Regions from separate parts of the Homo sapiens genome. Here region 2 is linked to region 1. A link is a contact called in ENCODE Hi-C or POLR2A ChIA-PET data. All regions are on one chromosome and are shown on one strand. Each heading gives the region's core, a stretch centred on a gene start or an enhancer-like site at or near the end of the contact. The rest is flanking DNA. Distances are from core to core; before and after follow the strand shown.

The links. Hi-C counts contacts between places; a loop is a spot of excess contacts on that map. ChIA-PET counts read pairs that join two places held with the same protein, here RNA polymerase II (POLR2A). Pooled maps may share reads with other maps.
Region 2: a pooled map shows a loop between it and region 1 (2.3-fold over the local background). The contact joins two enhancer-like sites. A Hi-C loop is called at or near these places in 1 of 168 maps with a recorded cell type or tissue (aorta), 1 of 37 single-sample maps with no recorded cell type and 1 of 50 pooled maps. POLR2A ChIA-PET finds 5 or more read pairs at or near these places in 2 of 52 experiments (activated T-cell and naive thymus-derived CD4-positive, alpha-beta T cell).

Annotation. Positions count from the first base shown.
Region 1 is chr15:91,917,536-91,924,172 of GRCh38, reverse strand. The region is part of intron 2 of SLCO3A1 (solute carrier organic anion transporter family member 3A1); the gene reads right to left. Among named protein-coding and RNA genes, the nearest start is that of SLCO3A1, 67 kb to the right of the region's middle. Within about 2 kb of position 4,737, at least 6 of the 41 ENCODE cell types and tissues checked have a DNase peak (open chromatin) inside an H3K27ac peak, as active enhancers do.
Region 2 is chr15:92,067,252-92,073,657 of GRCh38, reverse strand. All of the region lies in intron 2 of SLCO3A1 (solute carrier organic anion transporter family member 3A1), which reads right to left. Among named protein-coding and RNA genes, the nearest start is that of SLCO3A1, 220 kb to the right of the region's middle. Within about 2 kb of position 3,922, at least 11 of the 41 ENCODE cell types and tissues checked have a DNase peak (open chromatin) inside an H3K27ac peak, as active enhancers do.

The DNA.
Region 1 (6,637 bases), core at 3,488-5,987:
ACTTAAGATTGTGACCCCTGAGCAGATGTGGAAGGGGGTTTCAAAACAAGAATGCCAACACCCATAGCCGGCCCAAAGCCCGTCTGCATGACACTCCTGGCCTCACTCATTTATCTTTTGGAAAAAGTCACCGCAGGGCCAGGGGGCTGGCTTTCAGCTCACACTGAATCTATCTGAACTAACCTGAGCTTTTAAAGTTTTCAGCCAACGTCGACAAGGCTAAAGCCACAGAGACATTCATCACCTAAATGCCCAACTAGCAAATTCCAGCATTTCTAGATTGACAAAATAATATGCAATTATCTAAAATGATGTATATTGTTTATGACCCAGGAAAAACTTTATAATATGCCAACTGATAAAAAGCAGGTTTATTTATAGTATGGTTTTTAACTAAGCAAAACGATATACAAAGAAAAAAGGCTGGAATAAAATATACCTAACTACTGACAATAATTTTCTATAGGTATCTGGATTACATATTATTTAGGTTTTCTTATTACATTTCTGTTTTTCTCAATGTTACTAAAATAAGAATACGTTATTTAAAAGAAAATTGAGCTAATATGCTTCCAAATTAAGAAGCGACATGCTAGAACCCAGAAAGCCAATCCATACATCACACTGGGGCAATGGCCATACTCTGGGCTGCCTCCAAATTAATACAAACTGGCTCTCCTCCTGCCTGGGGCAATGCTAGCACTTCATGCACTTTGAGATGAGCCACTGGAGGGGGTCTTCAGGAAAAGAAGAGCGCTGCTGGTTTAATTCAGGACTGAAGAGGTTGCTATTCTCAGCTCTATAAGATGGATCACATCCCAGGCTGAAAATCAGGTTCCAAGGGCTCTTGTCCAAAGATCTGCTCCTGCGTTTAAACAGTTCAGTCATGTATCCATCTGTGCCTTAATTTCTACATCTGGAAATGGAGATGCTATGACCATAAGGATGAAAAGGGCAGCATTTACTGATCCCCACCGTGTACAGGACACCTGACGTTCATGGAAAGCCTGGCCAGGTAGACCAGACCATTTTACTGAAAAGGCAAAAGTCTCAGGGCAATTGGAAACTCATCCAAAACCCAGGAGTCGTGGAGGGGCCAGGATTTCAATTTCAAGACTGTTGGGCTCCAGAGCCCACAGAGTCTTGTCCAAAGGTCACCCAGGCAGCAGGCACAGCGGTGATGCCATGAACCACAGGGCATGAGTTATGAGTGGCTGCGAATGAATGAGAAACACCTATCAGCCCAGGCAATATGGAAGCACCAGGTAAGAGCCACAGGCTGTTTCCTAGCAGGCTGCTACAAACACACTGAAAATGGCATGCGACCAGCAGCTGGGGAGAGGGAATGGAATATGGCCAAAACAAACTGACCACTTTTATAGTGCCATTTATTTTAGAAAAAGAAATTAACGAAGGAAACTTCAATATCAATGAAGTTGCAAGAATATAATGAGCAATGCTTGCTCCCACGAGAGATGGCTTTTTAATTATTTTTTCAGATGAACTTCAGTCACAGTATATTTGATCCATACCCAATCCACGTTCTTTGGAGAGTTAAAACACATTTTACCCAATGTCAAGTTAAAATAAAAACTCATCAGAGGCAAATAACTCTTTGCTCCCAGGGCTCTGAAAGGAAATTTGGTTCTCTTTGGTTGCTGGCCAGTATTCGGGGGCCCTTCGTACTAATCAAACACTTGGCAGATGAAATCTGAGAATTATTCTCTTTGCATTATTAACGGAAACACAGAGGGCTGCACTGGGGTTCAGGATAAGTGATAAACAAAGAAAACGTGACACATTTTTGTGTCTAATACGTGTGCCTCCTGAGTTAGAGCACTTGTTCTGTGTATTCAGGCAAACAGCAAAGCCTCCCTTCTCAAAGAACCCCTTTCCGCTGGCCAGCTCCCATTCTCTCCAGAACATCCATCCTCAGGAGAATCTGCCAGCCTGTCTCTGTGCCGTGTGTGTGTGTGCGTGCACGCGCGTGTGTCTGCCTAACACACACAACTCAAAATTATCTGGTTTCATCTTGATCCCAATCTGCATTCTTAAAACTGCATCATCCACATTTGATACAATTGCACAGAACTATACACAGACACACAAATGAGCACATATAAAACTGGAGAAATCTTGGCCGGGCGCAGTGGCTCATGCCTGTAATTCCAGCACTCTGGGAGGCCGAGGCAGGCGGAGCACTTGAGGTCAGGAGTTCGAGAGCAGCCTGGACAACATGACGAAACCCTGTCTTTACTAAAAATACAAAAAAAAAAGTAACCGGGTGTGGTGGCAGGCACCTATAATCTCAGCTACTCGGGAGGATGAGGCACGAGAATCACTTGAACCCAGGAGGCAGAGGCAGCAGTGAGCCAAGATGGCGCCACTGTGCTCCAGCCTGGGTGACAGAGTGAGACTTCATGTCAAAAAAGAATAAAAAAAAAAAAAAGAGAAATCTGAATAAATTTTATGGATCACAGCAATGTTAACTTCCTGGTTTTGCTACTGTGTGATAGTTACCATGACATCAACAGCAGGGGAAACAGGAAGAAGGATACAGGGGACTTTCCTGTATTTTGCCACAACTTGTGATTCTGTAATTTTTAAAAGTTATTTAAAAAAAAAACTATATCATCAATTCCTCAAGTACTTAGAGAGAAAAATTACAATACAGCTCCTTACCGAAAACTTTTGGCAAAGAGGCAGGAGTGTAGTCTTGGTTTGGTACTAATCTCTTTGGTGTCTGTTATGGGCTGAATAGTGTTCCTTCCCCCAGATTCATATATTGAAGCCCTAACCCCCAGTACATCAGCATGTGACTGACTATATTTGGAGATAGATCCTTTAAAGAGGCAATTAAGGTTAAATGAGCTAATATGGGTGGGTTTAAACCAATGTGACTGGCGACCTTGTAAGAGGAGTAAATTGGATACACAGAGAGACCAGGGATGTGTATGCAGAGGGAAGACCACGTGAGGACACAGGTAGAAGGCAACCATCTGAAATTCAAGGAATGAGACCTCAGAGGACGCCAACCCTGTGGCACCTTAATCTTAGACTTCCAGCCTCTAAAACTATAAGAAAATATCCTTCTGTCATTTAAGCCTCCCAGTCTGTGGTGTTTGCTTAGGGCAGCCCTAGCAAACTAATACAACGCCATATCCCACATCCCCCATTCATCTGGTTTTGTCCTCTGGTAATGAGCTCCCCAGCCCTTGGCATCCCTCTTAAGAAGGAAGTATGGTAGGAAATCCATCAAGCATGGAGCAAAGGTCTTAGCTCCGAAGAGCTAACTAAGCTTTAGATACCATCCGCCTACCCATGAAAGGTTAGTGCTCAACTATTTGGGGAGCCATCAAAATATGGAAGAGGGATAGGGATTATTCATGGTAGATCCAGAGGGCATAACCAGAACCCAGGGTATGGGAAGTTGTAAGGTGGCCTATTTCTAACACAACACTTAAAAAAACCTCCTAGTGGTTACTGCGGTTCAAAAAACAGAATGAATGGCATGTGAAGGTATGGCGCCCACACTGCTGGAAAGAGCTGAGCGAAAGATGCAACAGATCAGTTGCTCCTGCCCCAGATGTCTAAGGTCTGATTTGCAGCCATCTCAGCTCAAAGCACTATGAAACAGGGGTGCAACCTCTTTACAGAACTCAGACCTGAACCGTTAGCTAGGACCACCTTCCTCTCTCTCCATCCTACCTCCAATACTCCATTCTGGCTCTGACACTCATTCTCCATTTCAGCAGCACCTCTCTCCTTGGACTCCAGACACACTGCTGTCTTCCCACCTTCCTGGCTCCTGCTGCAATTTGTATGCCCAGGAGGCTTCGGGCTGTCTCGTGGAATGCCCTGGCTTGCACCTGACTCCCTGGACCGTGCACCACCCTTGAGCTCCCATCCCAGCCTCGTGAGCAGATCCCAGACATACCTGAAATAAGCATCACTTTCAGACCCACAGCCCAGCCCTATCCAGGTAAATGAGCTTGGGTAAGTTACTCAACCTCTCGGAATCACAGTTTACCTATCTGCTTTGTTTAAAACAGCAAATATTTTAAAAATCCATGTCCAACTATAGAAAGTATTAAATATTGTCGTATATATTCAGAAGGGATTATATATGCAGCAATGTCATAGAATAGTAACAAACAAATGCTCATGAAATAGTAAGAGAAATGAAATTACACAAAACATCATTTATCTTGAACACATTTTCATAGAAAAGCATGCTAATGCAGAAGAGAGAATAGAATTGTGTACACCATAAAGCTACAATATTCTCTAATTATTCTTTTTCTACATATTCAAAATTGTAAACGGTGAACATGTAATGCTTTTTAACTAGGAATAAAGTTATTGAGAAATCTTTAGTACTCCCATTTCACCTTTTCCTCCTTGAAAAAAAAAAGGGGGGCAACCTAATGAAAGGGCACAGTAAGCCCATTCCATCATCCTACTTACACTTTCATAAAAAGCAAATACGACTTGTGTTCTGAACTTAGAGAAACAGAAGGACAGCTAAGAAAACTGGGCTAATGGAAGATCACAACATGGAGCTAGAGGCATGACTAGACTCCCAAAGAATGGATTCTCCGACCTCAGTAGGGGCCCAGTGGTCTCCACTGCCACTGCGCCCATGTAGTCACTCTAGGAACAAAGAGTGCCACGTGCCACCCACGGGTCACCGTCTGGCTGCACTGTGAGTCCGGGTGCCGCATGATGCCGCAGTGAAAGCCTGCCAGCAGAGCCGAGTCCCCATTCATCCAGTTTTGTCCCCTGGTAATGAGCTCCCTTGGCTCCCTCCCACACTGGAAAGGACGGGCTGAAGAATGGTGCCAGCCAGAGGAGCCCCTTGTGAATAGCCCATCCAGGAATCCAGGAATCTGGCAGCGGCTCAGCCACAAGAGGCCAAAGCAAGTAAGTCATTTCAGTGGAAAATATCGGCTTGATTCAAGATGGAATGCTTCACTTTGCCCTGGGTTGTAGTGGAAGCTACGACACGGCCACCGATGTACAAACAGCACCCATCTAGTGACCCACAATGCGGGTGACCCGGGGCAGGTGTCATCACCACTGATCTGCAGCCTGAGCTGTGCATGTTGATCATTCTGTTCCCTGCTGACACCCAAAGGGAAGGCTCAGCTCAAGAACAAGCTGGTGTTTTACACATGCCATATTTAGAATCCTTTCAATCTCCACTATAGTGTCACGATTTAGGCATATGACCAGACAATTGGTTGTGGGCCCCTCTCTAGACCAACTCTGCAGGAGCTGGAACCAGGGGTACACATGTTATTCCTCCCCGATGGATATACAGTTACACCTACAGTCCCAGCATCAGTCCCTTGAGACTTTCCTCCTCTTCAGGGAGTTAAGAGGCCAGAATTTTATATCAATCCTGTTCAGTGGGCTACCCCAAATACTGTGAAGTAAAGTTAAGTGGCTTCAGGAACTAGTGCCATATTAGAGGAGATAAACTCTGAAATATTCTCACTACCACAAACACTTTTTTTATAGCTCATACAATAAATAAATGAACCAGTTATACTCTGCATATGCTATGATCTTAAATTATACCTGGAGAATAAACCACATATGGAATAAAAGGCCCCCTATTGAGGCCAATCTATGCAAAAGACTTGTCCTCTCCTGATCCCGATAAACACAAACCCATGTAAACCAGTGCAGAGAAACCCAGAACTATCATCTCCATGGCATGGGCTACGATGTTTTGGAATCTGGCCATATGTAACAGAGCCACCAAGATGTTCGTATGTCATGCAAAGAGACACTCCCCCAACTCAGACTTATCACAGAGGAATGGGGTGACCAAATAGAAATTTGGCTGAATAGTTCTTCCTACCAAAGACTCAATGCAAATCCCACAGACAAGGCCTCAGAATTCAAGAAGGCCTTCTGCCTCAAATGATCAGCCCTACTGTCCACGCCTCCACCTCCCACACCCCCATGTCCCAAACCAAAGTGCTTCCTCACCATAAAGCTTTTGGCACATTCAAACCAACCCTCACCCAGTGTGGGGAAACAGCACAGCTTAACTCATCAGGAGACACTTCCAGAAGAGGGTTCAGTGACTACGGCTGGAAGCCCCAGGCAGAAGTGATACAGCACTGTTAGGACTTCAGGGGTGACTCTGGGGAGAAATTTTTCTACTTGATTCTATCAGCAGAGACAACAATTCAGGTTTTCACTCCCCATTTCATTCCCTGTGCTCTGATTGATCTACTTCCTGTTATTCCTACCAGAAAACAACTCTCCCAGAGCCCTAGGGTGACATCAGTCAAGTCAGAGGGTGGACCTCAGGAGACCTTTGTGGCTACATGCTGTAGTCCATGATCTGGTGTGCAAAAAACTCACGTGGAGCGGCTTTCACTCAAGACTTAAGGCAATGAAAGAAAAATGATTACCTTAGTTTCCCTTCCTCCACCATAACCACTCTCAGGTAATAATGGAAACCCCTAACCATCTCTGGCCTGAGCCGTTTTCTCTTCCCCTTTGTTCCATAGGTAGCTGGTGACTAGGCTCACTGGTGCTCCATCCTCTGAATGGAGAGGCGCATTCCTTCCATCTTTCCTGCCCAGAGCCTGCTCACAGCCAGCCAGAACATCCGCGT
Region 2 (6,406 bases), core at 2,673-5,172, 150 kb before region 1:
AAACTACTCAAAAGCCACCGAAGTGCAATTGATCTCAAAGCCTTGCTTGGCACACAGTCCACTTGTGGTGTAAGCAGGAAAGGATGTGGGGAGCTCACTGGGATCTGTTTAATATGGCTTGTCATTTGGTACTTAGAATTGAATAGGCTTGAAGAATGCTCTCTTTTCTGCCAAAGGAAAAGATGAAAACCTGAACCCTACAATTCTAGAGCTCTTGGCTTTCTTTGAAAGCCAGAATTAACTTTCTTGTCCACTGGTTCAGGAACCAACCCTTCTGTGAAGTCAGAAGTGTTTCCATAACATCTCAACACCTTTTCCACGGGGTAGAATGTCGTGGGATGAGGATAGAGTAAACTCATGCTACCGAGCCCTGGAAATGACCCAAGAACTAAGGATCTCATTTAGACTCTATGTCAACACTGTAGCGTAGACCTGAATATCTCATTTTTCACAGATGATGAAACCGAGAGGCCAAGTGGTCTTGTGGAAACTCCAGGCCCATTTCCCAGCGTAGGCCTTTGACTCCCAAGTCTCCCAAGCTCTCTCTGCTAAAACTCTGGTTTTCAAATTTGGATCCTTGGTGCATGGCTTACCGGGCAAAGGATGGGGGAAAGGGGTGGGATCTGAATGTGTGGAGGTCAAGGTCCTGACAATGTGATAATGATATAAGCAGAGCTCTCCCCTTTCTCTCTTCTGCCCCGTGTAAGGTTTTTGTACTGGGTTGAATGACGATCCTCAAAAAAAATATGTCTATGTCCTGGAACCTGTGAATGAGACCTTATTTGGAAAAAGGGTCTTTGCAGATGTAATTAAGTTAAGGATCTTGAGATGAGATCATCCTGGGCTACCTTAGTGGGCCCATAAATCCAAGTGTCCTTATAATAGACACACAGAAAAGAGAGAAGGGGAGCAGAGGATGCCAGTAAAGCCACAGACATGAGTTACACAGTCACAGACCAAGGAACGCCTGGATCTATCAGAAGCTGGAAAGGCAAGGAAGGATTCTCCCCTGGCTTCTGGAGGGAGCACAGGTCTGCTTGATTTCAGATTTATGGTGTTTAGAACCATAAGATAATAAGCTTGTGTTGTTCTAAGTCACCAAGTTTGTGGACAAAAATACAGTTTTTGCGTAAAGTTGTTGCATAGTCTCAGAAAACCAATCTTTTGTTTAAAGAAAAACAGGCCCATTGCCAAAATTTGAAAACCACTACCCCTGGTGGGTCATCTCTCTCAGATCTTGTATTCACTTAAGTCCAGAGCACAGACACAGAAAATAAATGTTAAAGAAAGGCTGAGTTCAGTTGGTTATAATGAGCCGACAACAACAACCACCAAAAAAGAAAAAGAAAAAGAAAAAGAAAACAAAGGTTGAGTAAATAATGGCTTGAGGCTGGGTTGGGCCAAATCTCCTTTTAAACACACAATGCATTAGCCAGTGAGGAAAAAAAAAAAAAACCAAAAAAAAGAATGGTGGTTACGCTTATCAGGCTTCGCATTTTTAATTTCTTCCAAAAGGCCTCCATTTTGCACCATCCAAATCCCTTGAAACCTATGAACTAACTGGAAAGCTATTGGAATCCAGGAGGGAAAACGCACAGTGCAAGTGTTGCCTTTGCTATCCAGGCATCTCACACAAAGTGCGTCATAGGGAAGAACCGATTTGTGCCATTAATTGTACCCTTGGTGACAGCTGAAAAAAGGACCCTGGTTGAGAGGCCTCCTTAGGTTCTAGTGCAAGTTACACAGTAGAAGGAACAAGAGCTCATCACGCCCAGGCCCCCAGATTACGACTAAGACACATCCAGTGTGGTCTGCCTGCCAGGAACAACTGCAAACACAGACACAGCCGCCTGTGATCAGTCTTTGGATTCCATCCAGTCCTCCCTTCAAGGTGGGGATGCAGAGAGCCCAAGAGATGAAAGGACATATCCCCAGGTGTCACGACTGAAGAACTGGGGCCAGAGGAGAGGCCACGGCCCACCCCAGACTCTGCTGCTCTGCCAGTGGCCTGCGTTCCCTCCTACACTGCCGGGCCAGTGTTGTCCATCAGGAAGAGTGCTCTGTGCCACCAATCACTTTGTAAAATCTAGTGCTGGCGGACAATTATTCCGAGATGGGTGACACTTAGCTTCAAATGACTCCATTTCTGACGTGTGTTTTTTCCCCTGAACATATATTTTTTAAAAGGCAAAAAGGGAAGTGACTACAGCTTTCATTTCATCTGTTTCCAAGTCCAAACTACAGCCCAGCATGCAGAGCCCTCCACACTGTCCTGTGTCTTCATTTGCCTTGCTCGCTGCCAAATGCGAGGATGGTGTGCTGGTGTGCTCTCTGAATGCTTGCCCTGCAGACAGTGGGCCTCTCCAGGCTTGGGCAACCTGTCTTCATCCTCACGCTCCCTGGCAGGCACCGGCCTCGCATGCATGCAGCACCCAACCGCTCCTCAACCATCTCAGGTCACGTGCCCCCAGGAGGGTATTTCCAACGTCCTGGCCAAAGTTCCTGCTCACTCTCTAGTCCTCCAGCCAGGGAGAGTCCTGCTTCTTTCAGTGGTTGTACTTAACAAATTCCCAGAAAAGGGGGCAAAAGAGCTATGCCCCTTTAATCCTGGCTTTCTCTTTTTCCCTCTCATATGATTGCTTTTCTGTGTTCCTTGTGCCTCATATATATTGCTGATCTCAATTACTGACTTTAAAAGAGGGATGTGTATATATATATTTAATTGTGATAAAATGTCCATAACATAAAATTTACCATCTTAACCATTTTTAAGTATATAGTTCAGTATACCTAAAATATCTAACAGATGTTTTTAAATGGTGGAAATTCAAATTTAAAAGTAGAGAGAATAGACTAGAAGAATGAAGGCACAGATACCTCTCACTAGTCACAACCATCATCAACTCACAGTCAGGGTTCCATCTCTGCCCCCTCCCACTCCTCCATCCTTATGTTAAAGCAAATCCCGAATATCATTTCCTCCATAACTCTGTCTCAAAAAAAAAAAAAAAAAAAGTCTAGAGTGTTGCTCTGTCACCCAGACTGGAGTGTAGTGGCCTGATCTTGGGTCACTGCAACCTCCACCTCCTGGGGTTCAAGCAATTCTCCTGCCTCAGCCTCCTGAGTAGCTGGGATTACAGGCATGCGTCATCCCACCTGGCTAATTTTTGTATTATTAGTAGAGATGGGGTTTCCCCATGTGGGCCAGGCTGGTCTCGAGTTCCTAACCTCAGGTGATCTGCCCACCTTGGCCTCCCAAAGTGCTGCGATTACAGGCGTAAGCCACCGCACCCGACCCTCCGTAATTATTTCAAGACATGTTTTTGAAAGATGAAAACAAAGCTACAATGCTATTATCCTGTCCCCAACATTTAGCAATAATTGTACAAGGCTGTTTAACTTTCGAAGTCCCTTCACATGCCTGAACTCCTTTACCCTCCAAACAATGGTACGAGGTGCCATCAAACCCATTTTGAAAGCCAGGAAACTTCGAGATGCTCAGAGAGCGTGAGTGATTTCTTAAGGCCCTGGATATTTCAATTTAGGCTCACGTTTTCTTTCCACCCTGCCTCCGCCTCTTTGGGAGAATGACTTGCTTGAAGCAGTCGGTTCTGAACGAGCCTGATGCCAACGCAACAGAATAGAGTCTTCATCGTGCTCGACCTAATTCGGGTAGCCTACCAGTTTGGCTTCTTTAAACATTTTCACTTTCTTATTATAAAAGTATAAAAGTTACTGCAGCAAGTCATCTTAACTATTTCCCGTTTTATTTTTAATCTTTTGTGGGGAGAGGCAAGAAAGGAACCAGGAAGTTATGTCGCCTGGGTGGGTTCTCAGCCACAGCTCCCGGGGAGGGCTTTCCCCAGTGATTCACTTCGTGACTCATTCATCATTTTCCCCAGCAGAGCTCGAGTGAGGGATGGGAGTGTTCAGATGAGAGGGAAGGGCAAGTGCAAAGGAATACTCAATGCTGAAGGTTGCCTCCTCCCCCAGCAGGTCCAGCTCTCATTCTGGGATCCCTCTGCCCCCAAGGTCCTGGTAACCTGTAGACGGGCAGGGATTTTGACAGAGCTGGAAGCAAGAGGCAGGACTGGATCACACAAGCCAGGTTTAGGTCACCTGGAGTGACACCTCCCTTGCGTAGTGAATGCAAAGACTGCCTTCTTTCTCTGGCTGTTTGCTACCAACATAAGTCCTTGCAGAAGCAGGTCACTGCATGAAGGGCATGACCTTTCAGTGAGAACTACCAAGTCTTGGCCCCTGTACATAAAATATTTTATTTAATTCTCGTAACTCCTATCACACTGCACTGAAATTATCTGCGTATCTATCTGGATTGGTCTGTTAGATCAGGGTTCCTCAACCTCAGCACTACTGACATGACAAAGTGAGTAATTCCTGGCATGGGGCTGTTCTGGGCATTGTAGGATGTTCAGCAGCATCCCAGGCACCTGCCTGTTAGATCCTGGTAGCACCCTCTATCTCCCATCATGACAACCAAAATTATCTCCAGCTATTGGCAAATGTCCCCTGGGGGGAGTGGGGGGTGGCGGGGGGGGGGCGGGGGGAGCCCTTGAATGAGAAGCACTGATTTGGAGCATGGAGTTATTGAGGGGAAGAACCTCGGTCTTATTTCTCTTTGTCTCCCTATCGCCCAGCACAGTGCCTAGCACAGAGTAGGAATCTCCAAATATTCATGAATCTCTAGGAATCATCACCGTGTGAAGGAGTTGTGTGACCCAGCGTGTTACAGGTGGGGCGAATGAGGCACAGAGAGGTTCTGAATGTCCAGTGTCACACAGCTGTGAGTGACAGGGCAGGTGAGTCCAAAGCCTGCGTGAGTGGTGGGAGCTAGCAGGTAGCTCAAAAGAGGAGCTTCACTTGGGATCTTTCTGCTTTCTAGTTCTGGCCACCAAAGGGATGAGGCTGTTAACACCATTCGGACAGAACATTCCAAATGCCTGCAGCTGTTAATTAATAAGGAGCATGTTCAGAGGCTTGCTTTAGTATGAGGCCTCTGTGCTGTCTTGATCAAAGTGACTGGAGCGTTGTGGCCCCAGCAAGCATGAGAAGAGCAGGGTTAATTTTTAAAAATTTCTCTAGAAACTTAAACTTGAGAGTAAATGATGAATGATAATTATTTGAACCAGGTTTGCAATATGAAGTGGCCAGAGGAAGCTCATGCATCCCAGTGTGGTTGGGCTATGAATGAATTTAGTTATAGCGCTGAAACGCTGTCTTAATTAGGTTTGGATTCTGCTTCCCTTTTCTGAAGAGGAAAGTAGAACAGAGTAAACCATCTGATTCATCTCTGAAAGTGGGAGTAAGGTGGGGGTGGGGGAATGGACTCACGTGGTTTGCAATCTGAGAGCTAATTTGCTGAGCAGAAAAGTCTAATTTCTAACTCTATCACAGCTAAGTTTTCCTTCAAAACATGCTAATTATGAAAGACACAAATAGCTTCGTGCCGCTCTATCACGCCTGCACCATCTGATTTCGCTTGGCAGTATTATTAGGAGGTAGCCTGGCCAAGTACTGCTATGGTCTGAACGTTTGTGCACTCTTACTTGCCAAATTCATGTTGAAATCCTAATACCCAGGGTAATGGTATCAAGAGGTGGGGTCCTTGCGAGGTGATCAGGTCATGAGGGTGAAGCCCTCATGAATAGGGTGAGTGCCCTTAAAAAAGAGGCTCCAGGGAGCTGCCTCACCCCTTCCCGCAGAAGAGGACACAGTAAGAAGGTGGCCGTCTATGAATCAAGAAGCTGATCCTCACGAGACACTGAATCTGCAAGTGTCTTGATCTTGGACGTCCCCGCCTGCAGAACCATGACAAATACATTTCTGTTGTTTATATGCTGCCCAGTTTATGGTATTCTGTTACAGGAGCCCAAAAGGACTAACATAGGTGTGATTCCTTCCAAGCCGGCTAGTAGCTACAAGGGAAACCACAAAGAGTAGTCTGCACTGACGCTTCTGGCTCTAGACATCCAGTTCCAAAAGGTGCAGCACCATCTACTTGCAGTTAGACGATGCTTAATGAGTCTTATTTAATGACCCAATTGATAACACTTGACACCAGGTTAATGGCTTTACTATATCATGCATGTACTTCTCCTGATTGTGAATGTGTAAGAAGTCTAGTGCATTTGTGTTAGGAGGAAGACGAGTAGACAAAGATAAAAGATTCCAGTTCAGTCTCTTAATGTCATTCCCGTAGTCAACTTTCCTATGCTGTAAGAATAGTCTCACTTCTCCCTCGGGGATGTAGGCTACATGACCTACGTGAGGGCTGAGGTGAGGGCAAGGCAGCCCAGGCTGAAGAAACCACACGGGAAGCAGAGGGAGGAGGGGATCGAACTTGGCCTCACTGGGGCATCACTAGGAATCCATCTCCCTTCTTAAT